Regions from separate parts of the Homo sapiens genome. Here region 1 is linked to region 2. Evidence: chromatin contacts called from ENCODE Hi-C or POLR2A ChIA-PET data. All regions are on one chromosome and are shown on one strand. Each heading gives the region's core, a stretch centred on a gene start or an enhancer-like site at or near the end of the contact. The rest is flanking DNA. Distances are from core to core; before and after follow the strand shown.

Region 1 (5,026 bases), core at 687-3,186, 270 kb after region 2:
CAGCACTGTGGAGGGCGAAGCAGGCGGATTGCTTGAGCCCAGGAGTTCCAGAACAACTTGGGGCAGCATAGCAGAACCCATCTCTACAAAAAATACAAAAATTAGCCAGGTGTGCTGCTGCGCGCCTGTAGTCCCAGCTGTTCAAGAGGCTGAGGTGAGAGGATCGCCTGAACCCGGGGAGGTTGAGGCTGCAGTGAGCTGTGACCGCGTCACTGCACTCCAGCCTGGGTGACAGAGTGACACCCTGTCTCAAAAAAAAAAAAAAAAAAAAAAGGGCCGGGCGCAGTGGCTCACACTGTAATCTCAGCACTTTGGAGGCCGAGGGGGGCGGATCACAAGGTCAAGAGATTGAGACCATCCTGGCTAACACGGTGAAACCCCGTGTCTACTAAAAATACAAAAAATTAGCTGGGCGTGGTGGCGGGCGCCTGTAGTCTCAGCTACTCGGGAGGCTGAGGTAGGAGAATCGCTTGAACCCGGGAGGCGGAAATTGCGGTGAGCCGAGATCGCGCCATTGCACTCTAGCTTGGGCAACAAGAGCGAAACTCAGTCTCAAAAAAAAAAAAAAAAAAAAGGCCGATCCAATTTGTTAAATGTGTGTATGTATGTATTTTTAGTTTTTGAGACGGAGTTGCTCTGTTGTCCAGGCTGGAGTGCAGTGGCACAATCTTGGCTCACTGCAACTTCTGCCTCCCGGGTTCAAGTGATTCTCGTGCCTCAGCCTCCCGAGTGGCTGGGACCACAGGTGCGTGTCACCACGCCTGGCTAATTTTTGTATGTTTAGTAGAGACAGGGTTTCGCCATGTTGGCCAGGCTGGTCCCAAACGCCTGATCTCAGGTGATCCGCCCGCCTCATCCTCCCAAAGTGCTGGGATTACAGGCGTGAGCCACCACGCCCGGCCAGTTTCAAACATTTGCAAGGTCTATATGTTGTATATGAATTAGTAAAAGAAACATTACACATCAAACCTGTGATTTCGTATAACACCTCTAAATTTGAGTCAATTAAAACATCGTAATAATAAGAGTTCAGTTTTACAATTAGTGCTGGCAAGGCAAAAATAACGAAAGTGGTAGGAGGTCCGGGGATTATGTGAGAGAACGCATGACAAATGTTTAGCACAGAGCCGGGCACACACAGTGAGGGCTCAATTCACGGTGGATTTTATTTGGTCATCATCATCACATTTGGAGCTGAAATAGAACAGTTCTGATTCCAAGTGAAGGGGAGGTAGAGTGGAGGGGGTGGGGAGGGCTAGCTTGGATTTCTGCTAAGATGTCACAGCCTCGGATACCCTCAAGGCATGCCATGCCCGGGCTTAGCTGGGTGAGGGGCCTGTGAAGCTTGTTGGTGTGTAAGAGACCTCGGTGGCATCACTGTCAGCGCAGCCGAAGCCACCACGCTAGCTCCAGACTGGTCAGCAGATGGCCGCGCACCAGGCCCTTCCTGCGGCCCGGGCGACTCGTCTCTTAGTGGAGGAAGTAGCCGGCCCCGGACACACTCCTGAGGAGCGCTGCCCGCAGTCTCGGGAAACGGGGCGTGGGGCCAGCTGCTCCTTCCAACTCCTCCTCGGGGGCAGCATGAGGGAGGGTCGCTGTCAGGGCCTCGAGGACTAAGGGTTCAGGGTGCCCGCCGCTCGTCCCCTCCCCCCTCCCCCCCAGGTCGTGGAGGCCGGTCCCCAGCATCTCTCCAGCGTCCCCACTGTCGTGGCTCCGGGGCGGGCTTCTCCCTTTTCAGGCATTTCTGAAATCGCCGCCTCACCCGGGCTCTCTTCCTCCGGCTCGCCCTCCCCAGCCCCAGGTGCCAGAGAGAACTTTCCCCAAAACGCGAAACTGATCCTTTCAGACGCCTCGCGTTCGCCCAACAGCACCTCTAGCCTCGGTCGTTGTCACGTGACGCGGCCCCAAGGCCCAGGCCACGCCCCCGGAGCTCGCCACGCCCACCGGGTCCGCCCCCACGCGGCCGCCTGCACAGGGGGTTCCAGCCACCCGCGCTCTCCCAGGTTTGCCGACCTTACGGGCCCTTCTCCGCCAGCCCTGGCTGGGTCACCCCCACGACCCGGGACTCCCCCGCCGTTCCCTCCCGGGCTGCCTGCAGTGAGGTCCGCTCCTGAGGCCTCAGCCTCGCCGGGGGTAGGGCCCTCTCCCGCCGTCGCCGCAGCTCCTTTCCGTCCCGGGGCCTGGGGGGCACCGTCCCACGGGTGAGGGCCGCCTCCAGCGCCTGGCCCAGCCATGCGAACGCCTGGAGCCCGCGAGCTGCAGCTGCGGCCCTGAAGGTGCCGCATATCCTGCCGAGTGGGTGAAGCGTGGCACTTTGGAAAACAAATCGGGTTAGTGCTCAGCAGCCTCCGGGCCGATGGGTGGGGATGTCATACTATGAACTGAGAGCCCGCGAGCTGGAAAAAACAGTGCCAGTCCTGCCCGCGCGTCGCGGGACTCAGTAATTCCCGGCTCCGCAGCGCTCGAGCCTGTTCTCCGCAGCTTCATACCCTCTGCCCCGCGAAAGTGACCTCAGGGGCCGGGCGTGTTGGCTCACGCCTGTAATCCAGCACTTTGGGAGGTCAAGGCGGGCGGCTCAGTTGAGGCCAGGAGTTCGAGACCAGCCTGGCCAACAGGGCGAAAACCCATCTCTACTAAAAATACAAAAATTAGCCAGACGTGGTGGCGCACACCTGTAACCCCCAGCTACTCAGGAGGCTGAGGCAGGAAAATCACTTGAACCCGGGAGGCGGAGGTTGCAGTGAGCCGAGATCACACCACTGCACTCCAGCGTGGGTGACAGAGCGAGACTCCGTCTCAAAAAAGAAAGAAAGAAAAAGAAAAGAAAAAAGTGAGGCCGGGCACAGTGGCTCACGCCTATAATCCCAGCAATTTGGGAGGCCTAGGCAGGTGGATCACGAGGTCAGAAGTTCAAGACGAGCCTGGCCAAGATGGTGAAACCCCGTCTCTACTAAAAATTCAAAAATTAGCCGGGCATGGCTGGGCGCAGTGGTTCACACCTGTAATCCTAGCACTTCAGGAGGCCAAGGCAGGTGGATCACTTGAGGTCAGGAGTTCGAGACCAGCCTGGCCAACATGGTGAAAACCCATCTCACTAAAAATACAAAAATTAGCCGGGCTTGGTGGCAGGCGCCTATAATCCCAGCTACTTGGGAGGCTGAGGGAAGAGAATCACTTGAACCGTGGAGGCAGAGGTTGCAGTGAGCCGAGATCTCACCACTGCACTCCAGCCTGGGCGACAAAGCGAGACCCTGTCTCAAACAAAACAAAATAATAAAATAAAATAAAAATTAGCCAGGTGTGGTGGTGTGTGTCTGTAGTCCTAGCTACTTGGGTGGCTGAGCTGGGAGGATCACCTGCTCAAGAGTTTGAGGCTACAGTGAGCTGAGATCACACCACTGCACTCCAACCTGGGTGACAGAGCGAGATCCTGCCTTAAAAACAAACAAGGGCTGGGCACAGTGGCTCACCCCTGTGATCCCAGCACTTTTGGAGGCCAAGGTGGGCGGATCACCTGAGGTCAGGAGTTCAAGACCAGCCTGGCCACCATGGTGAAAACCCGTCTCTACTAAAAATACAAAAATTAGCCAGGCGTGGTGGCAGGTGCCTGTAATCTTAGCTACTTGGCAGGCTGAGGCAGGAGAATTGCTTGAACTGGGGAGGCAGAGGTTGCAGTGAGCCGAGATCGCACCATTGCACCCCAGTCTGGGCAAAAAGAGTGAAACTCTATCTCAGAAAAAAAAAGAAAAGAAAAGAAAGAAAAAAGAAAAAGAAGGCTAGGCGCGGTGGCTCACGCCTGTAATCCCAGCACTTTGGGAGGCCGAGGCGGGCGGATCACGAGGTCAGGAGATCAAGACCATCCTGGCAAACAAGGTGAAACCCCGTCTCTACTAAAAATACAAAAAATTAGCCGGGCGTGGTGGCGGGCACCTGTAGTCCCAGCTACTCCGGAGGCTGAGGCAGGAGAATGGCCTGAACGCGGGAGGCGGAGCTTGCAGTGAGCCGAGATTGCGCCACTGCACTCCAGCCTGGGCAACAGAGCAAAACTCCGTCTCAAAAAAAAAAAAGAAAAGAAAAGAAAAAGAAAAACAACAAAAAAATCAGTTTGTTCCATGGGCAGTAGGCCATTGCTGCTCATCTTTTGATCAGAAGCAGTACTGAGTGGAGTATTAGGATGGTGAGGAAGGCATTCTGTTAATCCATGCATGGTGGTGCTGGCAGAAACAAGATGAACAGGCAAAGCAAATCCAGAATATGTGTATAATGTCCTTTCCATGATGGAAAAAGTCCAGTGTAATCAATTTGCCATTAGATGGCTGGCTGGGTCCCCCAAGGAGCCACAGTGGGCTCAGTGTTGGTCTCTGCTATTGGCAGATTAGGCAGTTAGTAGATGACTTACTCAGCCTTGGTGAGGGGAAGTCCATGTTGTTGAGCTCGCGCATAGCCTCCAATCTTGCCACACAGCCTCTTTGTTACATAGGTCCATTGGGCAAGCAATGGTAGCTGGAAAAAGAGACAGCCCGACCTCCAGAGAACATGCTTTGTTCCGCTGATAGTCAAGAGCCTCCTTTGCAGTGATACCCTTTGGTGTGCATTCACATGGGACCCAAATATCTTTATATTCTGGGCCTGTTTGGAAGATCTGTCCACATACTTCTTCCCCAGACCTGCTTGTCACCAATCCTCCTTCCATGTTCTTGCCAGTGAATCTATGTAGATCCCTCCATCTGGCTGTCTCTCCATCCAGGCAAAGTAGACAAACAAATGTGCCTCTTGAAGTTCTGCCCCCAAGGAAGATTTTCTTTCACCACTTGTCCTTCAGGGACACCCTGGAGCGGGGCTGGTGGGCTCCAGCTGTCCACTCTCTGTTGTGCAGGAGCCATCTGTAAACCAAGTCTGGATTTTTTTCCTCCTCAGTCAACTGACACAGGAACTTTTTTTTTTTTTGAGACGGAGTCTTGCTCTGTCGCCCAGGCTGGAGTACAATGGCGTGATCTCGGGCTCACTGCAACCTAAGCCTCCTGAG
Region 2 (5,631 bases), core at 1,970-4,469:
TTGCCCTTTTTTCACACTGACATTTTTGAAAAGTGCAAGCCAGCTATTTTGTAGATTTTTTTTTTTTTTTTCGAGATGGAGTTTCGCTCTTGCTGCCCAGGCTGGAGTGTGCAATGGTGTGATCTCTGCTCACCACAACCTCTGCTTCCTGGGTTCAAGTGATTCTCCTGTCTCAGCCCCCCAAGTAGCTGGGATTACAGGCATGCACCACCATGCTGGGTTAATTTTGTATTTTTAGTAGAGACGGGGTTTCTCCATGTTGTTCAGGCTGGTCTCAAACTCCTGACCTCAGGTGATCCACCTGCCTCGGCCTCCCAAAGTGCTGGGATTACAGGCCTGAGCCACCGCACCCAGCCTGTAGAATGTTAATGTCGGGTTTGTGCAATGTTTCCTCATGATTCTATCCATATTGTGCATTTTTGGCAGAAACAATGTTGTTTCCTTTTTGTTGAATCAGGAATTGATCTACAATTTTTATCCAAGATTGCCTCCCACACATTATTTCATTCTACCTGATGTACCTGGAAACTCTCCAGATGTTTATGCAGAACAACAGCCTTGCTCTGATTTTTTACACAATATAATTTATTCTAAAGAGCACACTGTACCCATTCTTTTGCCCCGTAAACCTTTCAATGGCTTTTAGCCAAAAGCAGTGAAAATCTGTCTAAATTTTGCCCTGCTGAGTTGGACTCTGATGCATTTGTTTCTACACTGCCCATATGTAGACTGTACTTAGAAATATCTTGCACTATTTTAGATTTCGCAGCCCAACGCTGGATGGATGATTAACCAAGTAGGAGGGTATTAGGATACAAGAGGTTGCCATTTTAATGCAGTTTTTGAAAAACAACAGCTTTGGCCACACCTGGTGGCTCACGCCTGTAATCCCAGTACTTTGGGAGGCCAGGGCAGGCAAATCACTTGAGGTCAGGAGTTTGAGACCCACCTGGCCAACATGGTGAAACCCCATCTCTACTAAAAATACAAAAATTAGCTGGGTGTGGTGGCAAGTGCCTGTAATTCCAGCGGCTTGGGAGGCTGAGGCACGAGGATCACTTGAACCTGGGAGGCGGAGGTTGCAGTGAGCCGAGATTGTGCCATTGCGCTCCAACCTGGGCAACAGAGTGAGACTGTATCTCAAAAACAAACAAATAAATAAATAAAATAACAACTGTATTGAGACATAATTCACATACCCATAAAACTCACCCTTTAAGAGTGTAAAATTTCACGGGTTTTGGTATATTTACAGACTTGTAGTGATGTAACCATCACCAATATCTAATTTTAGAAGAGTTTTGATGCAGGGCAGCTGAGACCCCAGATTGGGTCTCAGCCCAGCAGGGTTTTTAGCTTTGTCCAGGAAAGAATTCAAGAGAGAGCCCGTGGTGTGAGACAGCAACTTTTATGGAGGTGGCGGTGTCCAGCAGCAGCAGAGGGGGCCTGCTCCTGCAGTGCAGGGCTGCCCCACAGGCAGTGTGCTGAGAGCAGCAGCTCTGGGCGATTCTGCAGTCATGTTGATACCCACTTTTAGTTACATGCAGATTAAGGGGCAGTTTATGCAGACATTTCTAGGAAAAGGGTAGTAACTTTTGGGTCCTCGGGTCATTGCCATGGAAGGGGGGTGATAACTCCAGGGGCGTGCCCTGGTAAACTGACATGGCACACTGATATGATGGGCATATCTTATGCTCATCTTCCACCCAGTCCCTGTTTTAGCTAGTCCTCAATTTGGTCCTCAATCTGGTGTCCAAGCCCCACCTCTGGCGTTAAGTCCTGACTCCTACCTGTTTCACCATCACTGCAGTTTTAAGAGTAACGAATTTGGGTCCCCTGGTGAAGTGGCCAGAGGCAGAGCTTCTGTGTGAACTATTTGGAGGGGAGGGGAAAGAACTCTCCCAGACTGCAGGTTCTGAAAGGAATACAGAGATGTCAGAGACTGCAGTTGCAAGAGAAAGCTTTTATAGGAGGGTGTAGAATTAAAGGACAAGAGGACTCTACATGTGGATGGAGGAGGGCACCCTGTCCGGCAGTACTGCAAGAGCAAAAGTTTGGAGGTGGGAGTGAGGTGAGTGCGTCTGCCGGCCAGAATTCTTGGGCCAGGGTGAGCAGAAAGGTTGGAGGCCAAGGGAAGGTGGGTGGTGGTGAACCTTATCCTGAAGTGTGCAAGGTGACAGTCAGAAGCTTAGAACTCCAGCCACGGGCCCTGCATGTGGCCTCCTAGCTGTAGTCTGTCCACCGAGATCGTGAGGATGCTGGTGGTTGAAAGAACTGCACCTCTGAGCAGGTGAAGAGAGAAGCTAAGGAGGGGTGATGGCAGAGGCGATGGGACAGGCTTTCTAACGATGAGGGGCTGGGGATCAACGCTCTCACGGAAGCTAAAAGAGCCCCAGCAACCACCCGCCTGGGCCCTGAGCTCTCTCCAAAGCGGGAGGGGATTCACTAAGAGGTTGCTCCCCTGGCATTGAACTCAGCATCCTATACTGGTCCTCACCATGAAGACCCCCAAGAGTGCTTCAGACCATTGCTTCTCACATTCTCTGTATAAAGACACTAATTTGTTTTTAGATTTCCAAGCATGTCACGGACCAATATGTTTGTTAAATATACTAAGAATGAATTGCTAGAAAGATGAAATTAAAAAGACATACACCGCCAGGTGCAGTGGCTCACGCCCATAATCTCACCACTTTGGGAGGCGGAGGTAGGTGCATCGCTTGAGCCCAGGAGTTCAAGATCAGCCTAGGCAACAAAGTGAGACCCCCGTATCTACAAAACTTAAAAAATTAGCCAGGTGTGGTGGCGCAGTCTGTAGTCCCAGCTATTCTGGAGGCCGAAGTGGGAGGATCGCTTGAGGCTGCAGTGAGCCGAGATCGCACCACTGCACTCCAGCCTGGGTGATAGAGTGAGACTCTGTCTCCAAAAAAAAAAAGGACATACATCATGCAAGTTTGGATTTTTGTTTTTAGATTCAACTGACGAAGTTACGGGATCAAACTGCTGTAGGAGCTGCCAAACGCTTCTCTCCATTTCTGGCCGCGGGGCCGCGGACCGCCCTTTAAGTAGCCCGTTTTATCCCTGGCAGAGGTGGAGCCTTAGGCAGGCCTAGAGACTTTCCCGGGTCCTCCAGGCCGGGGAACGCCCCGCTCGGAGGCCGGGCTTGGGCGGAGACTGCGCCGGGGCTGCTGAAAACTAGCCGAGGAGAGCCAGGGAGCCGGAGAGATCGCGCGCCTGCCGCCGCCGGAGCCTGCGAGCCGAGACCGTAAGCGCCCGGGGCCGGCCGGGCCCGCACTCCCCGGACGCAGACGCGGTTCGGGCTCCGCGCGGGCTCGGCCGCCGGGGTGGGCGGCGGGCCGGGGCGCCGAGGGGTCGGGGCTGCGGTCGGCCCGCAGGGGTGCAGAGGGACTTGTAGTTGGTCCGCCCCCAGCTCCTGCCCCGGCCAGGAGACTGCGCGTGCCGCCTACTGGGGGAAGGAGCCTGCAGGCGACCGCGGACTTCTCGCAGGGAATTCCGCGTCCCAGACTGTGGGCGGACGCCGCAGGGAGGGAGGCTCGCGACCCCGAGAGCGCACCGCGTCCCCTGGCCTGGGCGAGCTCTGCTTCCAGGGCCGTGGCTCGCTCGGCGGTGAAATGCACTTAATTTGTCACCCAAGTCGGAACACTGATTTTCATGCGCGTCCGTGTGAAGAGACCACCAAACAGGCTTTGTGTGAGCAACATGGCTGTTTATTTCACCTGGGTGCAGGCGGGCTGAGTCCGAAAAGAGTCAGCCAAGGGAGATAGGGGTGGGGCCGTTTTATAGGATTTGGGTAGGTAAAGGAAAATTACAGTCAAAGGGGGGTTCTCTGGCGGGCAGAGTGGGGGGGGTCACAAGGTGCTCAGTAGGGGAGCTTTTGAGCCAGGATGAGCCAGGAGAAGGAATTTCACAAGACAATGTCATCAGTTAAGGCAGGAACAGGTCATTTTCACTTTTGTGGTGGAATGACATCAGTTAAGGCAGGAACCGGCCATCTGGATGTGTAGGTGCAGGCCACAGGGGATATGATGGCTTAGCTTCGGCTCAGAGGCCTGACACTGATCACACCTTTTAGTTGAAATGCGCTTTCATCTCCATCTGCTGCCGCAGCCGCCGCCCGGCACCCCCTCGCTCTGGTCTCGGGATTGAAGGCCAGCCCTCTCCTCTTGTAGAACAGGAAACTTGCCCGGGAGTTCACCTTGTAGTTGAAGCCAGGGAATGTGGTCAACCTGAGCAAAAGCGCCGCGGAGACCGAGTGGCCGCCTGCCTCCCTCCCTGGCAGATGTCGGTTTTCTCTGAGCTTCTGGCTCCTTCCTTGCCCTGGCGGCTCCCGAGATCTTGGAGGTGGGGTGCCTAGCAATGTTGTAATCCTAATTTTGACTTTTTTTTCTTAAAGTTGAATGCCCCCTCCATAGCCCACCTCCCATTGTTTAAACTTCAGGTTCCGCAAAGCCTGGATCCGCCCCTACAGGCAACACTCGTTGTCCTGGAAGTTCTGTGAGGGCTCAGCTTGTGGCTGGAGGTGGGAGGTGAGGGGGACCCATGCACTTGGCAGGCCCGCTTCCAGGACAGCCCTTTGCTGGGATTGATGAGCTGTTGGTGGAAAATTGTTGAGGACCTTGGGGTTGGTGGCTGTTTCGGTACCACTGTGCAGCCTCCTCTGCATCCAGCATAATTTAAAATAAACATTTTCAGGAAGCCACACTTCTCCAGAAAGTAACATTGTTTTCTGGTGTAACGGTTGCCTCCTTCAGGGAGCTAGGTTTGGGGGATAATAGGGGGCCTTTCACTGGCCCCACTTGGTCTGACTTAGCAGCAAAAACTCTGCGAGTGCTCTCCAAGCAGTTTTTCTTTCCCAAATTTCCACACCTAGGAGGCGCTGAGGAGGCATGGGCGGTACTTAGGAACTGCTCACTGTGGAACTGAGGCACAGCGGGGAGCATGCCCTCGTGGGATTTGCAGTTCTAGGGGCAGAGGGATAATAAACAAAATACATTTGTAAACTATAAAGTATGTTAGAAGATGATGTGTAATATGGAGATAAATAAAACTTTAAAGAGGGGAGAGGAGTGCCAGGTGGAAAGGGAAGGCCTCACTGAAGGGTGGCACTGGCATAGACCTGAAGAGTTAGGGAGCAGCCAAGCTGCTGCCTGGGGTGCAGGTGCAAAGGCTGGGGGCAGGAGTGTGCCCAGCTTGAATGGCCTGATGTTTGTGTTTGCAGAGTGTGGGTCAAGCTGATGAGTGACCTACTGGATAAACTGAACTAGCTCAGTCTGTAAGTGAGGGGACTCCTGAGCTTTCTGCGGCCTTCTTCCCAATTCCAGGAAAGGAAGGACCTTCCACAGAAAATAACTACTCAGCAAGACAGCCAGGGTGAACCTCAGCACCATCTGTGACAAGCCACATGCTCTCTGCGTGATGCCTCCTGCCTCTCAGCTGTGCCTGAAGCACACTAGCTGGCATGGACTTACGCGGCTGGGAACATCTTCAGGAAGCCCTGAATGAGGGCTCTGTGGGCAGAGGGACCTTTGCAGAAAGGGCATCTTGACCACTGCAGGAGGTGGAGTGACTCTCCTGGGGTGTCCTGGTTCCTGCCTGATGTCTTAAGCATAA

The links. Hi-C counts contacts between places; a loop is a spot of excess contacts on that map. ChIA-PET counts read pairs that join two places held with the same protein, here RNA polymerase II (POLR2A). Pooled maps may share reads with other maps.
Region 1: a pooled map shows a loop between it and region 2 (7-fold over the local background). The contact joins the promoter of LINC01703 here to the promoter of EPHX1 in region 2. A Hi-C loop is called at or near these places in 4 of 50 pooled maps. POLR2A ChIA-PET finds 5 or more read pairs at or near these places in 3 of 52 experiments (CD4-positive, alpha-beta T cell, H1 and naive thymus-derived CD8-positive, alpha-beta T cell).

Annotation. Positions count from the first base shown.
Region 1 is chr1:226,081,639-226,086,664 of GRCh38, forward strand. It overlaps LINC01703 (long intergenic non-protein coding RNA 1703), which reads left to right and starts at 1,937. Exons shown (of 4, transcript NR_146920.1): 1 at 1,937-2,330. RefSeq lists an enhancer at 916-1,783 and silencers at 1,598-1,647, 1,758-2,337.
Region 2 is chr1:225,806,905-225,812,535 of GRCh38, forward strand. EPHX1 (epoxide hydrolase 1) reads left to right here and starts at 3,220. Exons shown (of 9, transcript NM_001136018.4): 1 at 3,220-3,265. RefSeq lists a silencer at 3,178-3,397.